2 separate regions of the Homo sapiens genome follow, and region 1 is linked to region 2. A link is an interaction called in ENCODE POLR2A ChIA-PET data of the cell type or tissue named here. Cell type or tissue: Panc1. All regions are shown on one strand.

Region 1 (5,000 bases), 950 kb before region 2:
CTATAATTATACATATTAATATGTGCCATATCACTTAATAATCTATGGTTATGCTTACACATATTATTTTCCAAAATTAGTAGATTTTTTTAAAAGAAAAGCAATAGCCTATAGCTGGATGTATTTGTAAAATTCTTAACTGAGACATATGTTGTAGATAAATCTGAAAGCAAGCATGGATACATTCCATGACAAGTATTTAAGTACTGGCAGTATTTATAGGAATGTTCAGTCTTCTGATTTATATTACACATACTTTCTATATGATCACTAGAAATTTTATTAAACCAATCATTTCTGGAGCTTGATAATTACCTTTGAGTGGAAGAAGGTACATGCCTCGGTGGAATCTCTCTCTTGCCTTAGAGGAAATATTAATTGCAGTCAATTTTCGATTAGATAAAAAATGTTGTGAAATTTTCTCATCTTAAAATCCCTTATCCCTATAATGCAGAACATTCTAATGGTTTGCCACCATGAGGCAACACATTAACTATCTCAGTGTGGCATCAGCCTGCAAAGTTTGTAAACAGCTTTACACTTGAAAATACAAGAATGGTAAAATAAGAATTTTTATTATATGTTTTAGAAGTTGCCATTTTCTAGTTCTTTAGATCCCCAAAATAAAATAGAAGTTATTTTTCTATTAACTTTGAGAAGATTTTCAGTGATTGGTTCATTTATAATGCTAGTTTTTCAACTTCCAATGATACTTGTAGGAAAAGTAACAATTACTATAACTTTGACTTTGATCTTCCTTAGATTGTGACATATTTAATGCTTTTGTCAAAATGTTATAGTACCTCATTAGCAAAGATAACCATGGAATACACAGGAAGAAGAAATAATAGTTAATATTTTTTAAGTCACATAAACTACCTAAGTATTTAACAAAATTAGTGATTTTTAGATGTCAGTAATTGATAAGCCCAATTCTTGACTCAATGTCCATCATATTATATGAAATAACTGAACTCCTTGTTTTTTCAAATACAAACAAAAAAACTTTGACTTCATGAATCTTCCTCAGTATTTACATAATTTAAGCGAAAGCCTATGGCGGACAAGGGAGATATAGTTCTCACTGACATTTGCTTTGGAATTGGGCACTGTAGGGTTGATGCCCTGGAGGTTTGTCCAGCCTGCTGTAACTGACATAAAACTGACCATTTGACCATGCCTGTGTTTGCTTTAGATTTCATATTAGTCTTGTGGTTTTTGCTTTGCAAAGCTGTAGAACAGCTGCTTTTCAAAAGAACATATGCTAAGGACATGGTAACTAAGTTCAGCCTTCACCAAAAACTTGAGGAATTCTTTGAGAAAAATATACCAATGACAGTATTAATTTTGGAATCACCTCTGGAGTCTTCAGTGTCATATGGATCAAAGAGTTCAGAGTTCAGTGCATGGATGTTTAACTTAGCTTTTGATTTTCTCCAGCGGAAAATTTGTATGTTTTCAATGTGCTGGTGCTAAAGGAAAAAGAAAATTTGAATGGAATATGTTCACTGTCATGTATAACATAAGAAAAAAAACAGTTTATATCATTTTCTGGGGCATGTATTTTGCATTCTTCTCTTTGATTTTGACAATCTATCCTTTAAGATTCTTTGTCTGTTTGGTGATATTTGCACTTTAGTAACATAAGTGGGGAAGAACACACTGCCGTAGGGAATGGTCCTGGAACAAATGTAGTTGGAGTTCCTGAATTGTGCTTCCTGGTACTAATTTTATTATTCACCATGATGTTGTCCTTTGTACACGTAAATCATTACTTTGACATTGTTGTTAAATGAGGAAGGTTGAAATTAAAAGGAATCACATGTTTCCTACAGTAAACTGTTGGAATCTCTTCCCCATTTATTGGATTTTGTTTTTGTGTTTGCAGAGCCTGTCACTGTTGACACATTTACCACCTCATCTCATTGACTAGCTGAGTATCTTTTCATAAACAATGTGTTTCTATTCTCAATAGCATGCTCTTAGACATATAGTAGGTCATTGGACACATGATGTTTTTTCAAGCTAATATCTAGAGTAATTTTCTGATGGTGATTGAATCTTATTTTACATTAACAAGTCAAATAATCTTATCATGCCTGGCATGGTGGCTCACGCCTGTAATCTCAGCCCTTTGGGAGGCCGAGGCGGGTGGATCACCTGAGGTCAGGAGTTCAAGACCAGTCTGATCAACATGGAGAAACCCGTTTCTACTAAAAATACAAAATTAGCCAGGCATGGTGGCACACACCTGTAATCCCAGCTACTCCGGTGGCTGAGGCAGGAAAATCACTTGAACCCAGGAGGTGGAGGTTGTGGTGAGCTGAGATCACGCCACTACACTCCAGCCTGGGCAACAAGAGCAAAAACTCCATCTCAAAAAAAAAAAAAATTATAGATGCCACTTTTCCTTGCTCTGTGAGCTATTAAGTATAGAAACATGAAGGCAGGTGGACTGTATGCAAATACTGAGACAGGAGCTATTATGAATATTCACTGTAGCACAGATGACCTGGATGCTGTCTCTATATGGGAATTCCTTCTCAGGCTTTCTTGGGAAATTTATATTTTTCAAATCTTGAATCCTGAGAATTATTAAATGAGAAATGTTAAAAAATTAAAAACAAGTATTATAATTATCTGCGAGAATTAAAGCTTAAATATCATCACAGAGATGTTATTGGTTTGAAGGAATCCATTGACATCAAGTTAAAAGCAAAAGTGAGACACCTTGACAGTCAGTCAAAAGTTAAAGTTGATATTTCCTGGAAACAGGACAAGAACACATAGGCAAGAAGAGGTCACAATCTAATTAGTCAATCTTGCTTGTGGTTATTGCCATGATAAAAATGTTCATGGGCTGTTGGCGGCTTACAATAAGTCATTTTTAAAACATAAATAAATATTAATAAGTTAATACATATCATATACTTTATGCAAATACTATGAATAGTGTTCCAAGAAACAATTTGACTTGAAAGTAAAATAAATCATTAAATTGAAATCTACACCTGTACTGCTGTTAACCTTGATAGGAGATACAAATGTTTAATTTTTTTAAAATACTACCTGATATGGTTCAGCTCTATGCCCTCACCTAAATCTCATCTTGAATTGTAGCTCCCATGATCCCCATATGTTGTGGGAGGGACCTGGTGGGAGGTAACTGAATCATGGGTGCGGGTTCTTCCCATGCTGTTCTCATGAGAGTGAATAAGTTTCATGAGATCTGATGGTTTTATAAAGAGCAGTTCCCCTGCACATGCTCTCTTGCCTGTCACATATAAGAGGTGTCTTTGCTCCTACTTTGCCTTCTGCCATGATTGTGAGGCCTCCCCAGCCATGTGGAACTGTGAGTTCATTAAACCTCTTTGTCTTTATAAATTACCCAGTCTTGGGTATGTCTTTATTAGCAGCATGAGAACAGACTAATATACTACCCAATAATGCACAGTGGTAATTTTCAGTGTTTCAGTATTTGCTATAGGTTGTGTTTCTTTGAAATATTTTAACAAAATAACTACAAAGAAAAGAAGATAACAATGGTATAGAATCTCCAAGGTGAAATCCAAAACTGATCTAAAATCTAAGTTGGTAAAAGTGTATTTATTTTAATACTAAAATCAAATCAGAGCATGTTTTCATCATTAAAAAAAGAGATTATATTAAATAACATATACCCTAATGCCCAAGTTGTAAACGCTTTTGGAAGCGCTTATAACAGTTTGATCAGTGTCAATAACAAAATACAAACTATTTCTACATCTAGAATATTTATCATGTAACAAATATTAAGTCTTTTAGATAGGAAAATGAGTACTTGTGTGTTTTACTCCCACTTTGTGTATTTTGAAATTACTTTTAAGTATTATAACTCAGAAATATTAAATATTTGGATTATTTTCAATGTTTTAAATAATTTTTATTTGGCATTGATTTTATATTAATATTTCCTTCATTATTCTTTATCAAATATCTATTGCAGATATATATAATTTTAACATTATTGGAATATCTAAACTTGTCACAACATAGTGATACATAATAATAAAATGTGCATTTATTATTCATTGCTTTACATTAAAAACTTCTGCAACTTCTAGTATAATTTTGGCATGTAAAAAGGTTTCACTATTATTTTATTCAATCATTAATACTTAGAAACATGTAAAAAAAAGTGTTGTGGAAAACAAAGAATAACTCATGATCTCATTATTCCCAATAATTTTTAAGAATTCCAATTTCTTGTTCCCAAATACTAAAGGTTAATATTAGTTGGAAATTAGAAACACTAGGCCTGTAGCAGTTCTAGAATTTTGTTTGTGACCTTGTCATGTTCTTTAAGGTAAAACATAACTCAAAGCCGTTGCTAGTCAAACAAGGCCAGAGGCTGCTGTGCACAGTGACCATAGGTGATTCTTTCTGCTCTCTAGTTGTAAGGCTGTGAGTGTACAAGTTGGTTTCCAGTTTAATTCTGCTTTAAGATATTTCCTTCAGTTACCTTTGTGTGGGACCCCTCTTTACTTCAGTCATGTATTTCTTTATTATTGGTGTACTGTTTGATGTGACCTGTGAAAATATTTCAATCTAATGATAGCCATGACTATCTATTGGGTTTTCTGTTTACAGACAAGCAAACAATGTAAGGTTGTAATCCAAAATCGCATGACATTTATGTAAATGTATACTAAGTTCATATTATTATTCATACAGGCTTGAGTCCCACTTCACACAGAAAATAATTATGAGGGGTTGAAAATCTCTCACTAAGGTTTCTAGATCTACTATTTTAAAGAACTGATTGCAAAATTGCCTATTTCATTAAATGAAAGTGATTTACTATCATCTTGGAAATTTTAAAGCTCCCAAAATGTGTACTTCAATCAGACAGGGCACTGGAGTAACCATTTTATAATAGACCATTTGATAGTACATTTATAATTCTTAATTTAATATTTTTTTAACTGCAAAATTTGGCTAGTTTGTCTAGTTTACTTCAA
Region 2 (5,000 bases):
ACAAGAGTTTTTCAAAATTGCTTTTATGATAAATGTTAGTAATGTGATACAGACCTAGTGGTAAGTAGACCTAGTGTCTCCAGACCTGAGGCTGTGTAGAAACAGTAGAATGACCAATGAACTGCTCTTTTTCAATGTTATTAGACTGATGGTCTTACAATTGGTAGTGTATTGGATTACTACAATTCTGGCTTTATCTTTGTATGGAACCTTACAGTTTCAACGTATTTTCACAATGATGATTTCACTCAATTCTTTCAATAACCCTTTCAGGGAGATAAGATCCCCATTTTACAGATAAGAAAGCAGGGACTAAGGGATTTTCCAAAGATCATACAATTTCAGAAATAAGATATGAACCCAGATTTTTTATTTCCAAGATGATACATTTGCCTTCATCTGTACTTCAGTTTCTTTATATTTAAAATGGTAACAATTATATCTATGTGACACAGATATAATTACATTTCTCATTTAATCTTCAACTATTTAGTATCAATTATGACAGATAATACTAAATAATATGCATTTTGAAAGCATTTTGGTATTTAAGTATATAAAAACAAAACCACCATTTCCACATAATATAGGGTGGTAGCAGTAAAGAAACTGGTCAGGTCTGAAAGGGGACTGATGTCAAAGCTGATAATTTCATCCACAGTATTATGCTCCTTCAGGCTTCCTAAGATGTACATCTAAGAGATCATCATGGTACAGACTGGTGAAGAAATTTATTAAAGTAGACTTAAAGTAGATTAACACAGTCTACCAGACTATTAAAAATTTTTAATTAAACACAATAAAAATCACTACACTTAAGTGGCCTCTTTCTGAGAGATTAGAATCTAAAGTCAGCACATAAGAAAAATTTGCATATGGTCAAAATCCCTTAAGGCAATGTCATGTTGAAGACTGACATACTTTCTCTCATACCAGTTATCTTTTTACTTTGGTTGTGTACTAGATGAATTAGTTGGCTTGTATTTCATACTGTATATAAAAAAAATACATAACTTTAAACCCTAGAAACACACTCAGCCTAGCACACATAAAAGAACTGAGACTGACAGGAATAGCAGATTTACATCTCACATTCATTCCAGGGCACACATTCATTGAGCGAAATATTTTAACTTCTCTTTCTTTTTGGCCAAATCTTTATATGCATATGTATTTAAGTAAAGCAAATGTATGATATGACTCCACTGTGTAAATCATTAAAATAGAAAACATAAAGATATATAGCCACACTAATATTCACATACGTGGGAATATATCTCAAATAATTGCCCACACTGCATGATGCTGAAAGGACCCTTAATTTCTATTTCTACACTGTATGTTTTGGTAATAACTTAGTTGTCAGTGTATACATAACCCCCATCAAAGAATGTGAAAGTATATATAAGTGTATATTAAATTTTCCAAAGGATATTTCCAAAGGACCTCTAAAACAATGCTTCTATTTAGACATGCATGTTAGAATCACCATGTCTGCTGCTATTGCCCAGTAATTCTTAATGTTTAACAAAAAGAAAAATATCCAACTTGATTCCAAGAAATGTGTGATCTTCTACAGAAAAAAAATTCTGCAACAACTGCTACTACACATTTTCAACATAACACTTAAAATACAATATACTGTGTTTGAAAAATTAGACAAAATAACATTTAAGAAGTCTAAACTAAAAGAAAGAAATTCTAGAATATTACTCATCTATGATGACTCAGTATAAACTGACATTTCTCCTAGCAGAGGTTTTTAAAAATCCTCTCTATTTATGGAAAGACAGTTAAGCATCACAGTATCTAAGGTCTCAATGTTAAGAATCAGAGAGCTTTAAAAAGACAAATTCACATTCACTACTATTTTCAGTAATATATAGATCCTATTAAATTCCATGTAAATCACATAAATCAAAGAGAAAAATATGATCTACCTATTTAAAAACTGAACTACACGCATACCTATTATTGTAATAGTTTCCACATGCTTAAAACTAAAGTTTGCTTAAATTTTAGTTTTTAATAGTCAGGATTAGTTGTTTACTTTTGCATCTTTGAAGCCTGGAAATATATTTGTTTTGGTTACTCTCCACTTTTTTGTTAATGAACACTTCCATATTGTGCTCTTTTTGAAGAACACCAAATCCACTTCAAAAAGCTGTCAAATCCACAGTCCCATTTTCACATACTGACAATGCTCAATTACTCAAAGAAACATTCCTTTAAAAGTAGACTAATCACTGAAATTTTAATAAGCTCAAACAAAAAATATATAATTTTATTTTATTAATAGTGTCCTTTTTCACTCAACAAGAGGAAGTATACAGGTTTTACTGAATGAAGAATGACTTTATCTGAATTAGAAAGTATTTAATCTAGGACCAGATTTTCAACCTATAAACTCCAGGAAATTTTTCAAGAGAAGTATGGCCTGTTCTCAAGTAGATTTGTACCAGATATGGTAGAGACTCTAATGAATCCAAATAAATTCTCGTCTTCCATCAAAAACAAAACAAAGGAAATTATTTAAATGAGCAAAAGGAAGGTGATAGACACAGCTGAAAAAACAGAATAATATAGTACTCCCCTTCTGTGACCATATAAAATACAGCTTCTACATATTGCAAGCCTCCCCCCAAAGAAAGCTGTGATTTTTCTATTTCTTTGACCAAAATAAGAATTAAAATTACAAAATGAAGCACTTAGAAACATCACAATACTTCATCAATAAACAGATGAGATAATACTTACATTTTACATGTTGTATTCCCTAAACACCCACTAAGAGTCAATGGTATACAAAACAACATGGTACTGGTTCAAAAAAAGTGCATAGACCAATGGAACAGAACAGAGAGCCCAGAAGTAACGCCACACACCTATGACCATCTGATATTCGACAAAGCTGACAAAAACACGCAATGGGGAAAAGACTCGCTATTCAATAAATGATGCTGGGATAACTGGCTAGCCATATGCAGAAGATTGAAGCTGGACCCCTTCCTTACACCACATACAAAAATCAACCCAAGATGGATTAAAGATTTAAATGTAAAACTCAAAACTATAAAAATCCTGTAAGACAATCTAGGCAATACCATCCTGGACATAGGAAAGGGCAAGGATTTTATGACAAAAACACCAAAACACAAAATTCAAAAATTGACAAATGGAATCTAGGTATACTTAAGAGCTTCTGCACAGCAAAAGAAACTATCAACAGAGCAAACAGACAACCTACAGAATGGGAGAAAATATTTGCAAACTATGTACCCAACAGAGGTCTAATATCCAGCATCTATAAAAAACTTAAACAAATTTGCAAGAGAAAAACAAACAACCCCATTAAAAAGTGGGCAAAGGACATGAACAGACGCTTTTCAAAAGAAGACATACATGCAGCCAACAAACATATGAAAAAAAGCTCAAGATCACTGATCATTAGAGAAATGCAAATCAAAACCACAATGAGATCCCATCTCACACCAGTCAGCATGGCTATTATTAAAAAGTCAGGAAACAACAGGTGCTGGTGAGGTTGTGGAGAAAAGGGAACACTTATGCACTATTGGTGGAAATGTAAATTAGTTCAACCATTGGAATGCAGTATGGCGATTCCTCAAACAGCTAAAAGCCTGCCATTCAACCCAGCAATCCCATTACTGGGTATATACCTAGAGGAATATAAAGCATTCTACCATATAGACACATGCATGTGGCTGTTCATTGCGGCACTATTCACAATAGCAAAGACATAAAATCAACCTAAATGCCCATCAATAACAAATTAAATAAAGAAAATGTGGTACATATATATCATGGAATACTATGCAGCCATAAAAAAGAATAAGATCATATCTTTCACAGGAACATGGATGGAGCTGGATGTTATGATCCTTAGCAAACGAATGCAGGAACAGGAAACGAAATACCACATGTTCTCACTTTTAAGTGGGACCTAAATGATAACTTATGAACACAAAGAAGGGAACAATAGACACTGGGGTCTACCTGAGGGTGGAGGGTGGGAGGAGTGAGAGAGGCAGAAAAGATAACTATTGGGTATTGGACTTAATATCTGGGTGATGAAATAATCTGTACAACAAACCCCTGTGACATGAGTTCACCTATGTAACAAACCTTCACAAGTATCCCCGAACCTAAAAGTTACTTTAAAAAAAGAGTCAATAGTATAAATGTGCAATGTTCCATACTGTTTGTTGATAAATTTAAAGAATGAGGGTATTACTAATTCATTCCCTTTTTTAAAAATACAACAATTACTAAAAATGAACAGTATGATGGGCAATTTTTATTTTCCACTTAGTACAAACATAGAATGTGAAATGAGGTGGGTGGCTGGCAAGATGGCCGAATAGGAAGAGCTCTGGTCAGCAGCTCCCAGCAAGATCAACGCAGAAGGCGGGTGACTTCTGCATTTTCAACTGAGGTATGCAGCTCATCTCACTGGGACTGGTTAGACAGTGGGTGCAGCCCACAGACGGTGAGCCAAAGCAGGGTGAGGCATTGCCTCACCCAGGAACTGCAAGGGGTCAGGGAACTCCCTCCCCTAGCCAAGGGAAGCCATGAGAGACTGACATGAGGGACGGTGCATTCTGGCCCAGATACTATGCTTTTCCCATGGTCTTTGCAATCTGCAGACCAGAAGATTCCTTTGGCTGCCAACACCACCAGGGCCCTGGGTTTCAAGCACAAACCTGGGCAGCCGTTTGGGCAGACACCAAGCTAGCTGCAGGAGGTTTTTTTTTTTTCATATCCCAGTGGTGCCTGGAACACCAGTGAGAGAGAACTGTTCACTCCCCTGGAAAGGGGGCTAAAGCCAGGCAGCCAAGTGGTCTATAGCGGATCCCACTCCCATGGAGCCCAGCAAGCTAAGATCTACTGACTTGAAATTGTTGCTCTGCCAGCACAGCAGTATGAAGTCGACCTGGGATGCTTGAGCTTGGTGGGGGGAGGGGTGTCTGCCATTACTG

The links. ChIA-PET counts read pairs that join two places held together with the same protein. Peaks named below come from ENCODE experiments on the same cell type or tissue, not always from the same donor. Only the 100,000 strongest peaks of a DNase experiment are listed, where the experiment ranks them.
Region 1: POLR2A ChIA-PET joins it to region 2 with 6 read pairs; 2 of 35 experiments call an interaction of 5 or more read pairs at or near these places.

Annotation. Positions count from the first base shown.
Region 1 is chr5:92,566,862-92,571,861 of GRCh38, forward strand. The region is part of intron 2 of LOC105379082 (a long non-coding RNA gene); the gene reads right to left. Among named protein-coding and RNA genes, the nearest start is that of LINC02058, 370 kb to the right of the region's middle. In Panc1, no CTCF peak of the experiment used is centred here; no DNase peak of the experiment used is centred here; H3K27ac peaks cover 4,706 bases.
Region 2 is chr5:93,518,185-93,523,184 of GRCh38, forward strand. All of the region lies in intron 4 of NR2F1-AS1 (NR2F1 regulatory antisense RNA 1), which reads right to left. Among named protein-coding and RNA genes, the nearest start is that of NR2F1-AS1, 61 kb to the right of the region's middle. In Panc1, no CTCF peak of the experiment used is centred here; no DNase peak of the experiment used is centred here.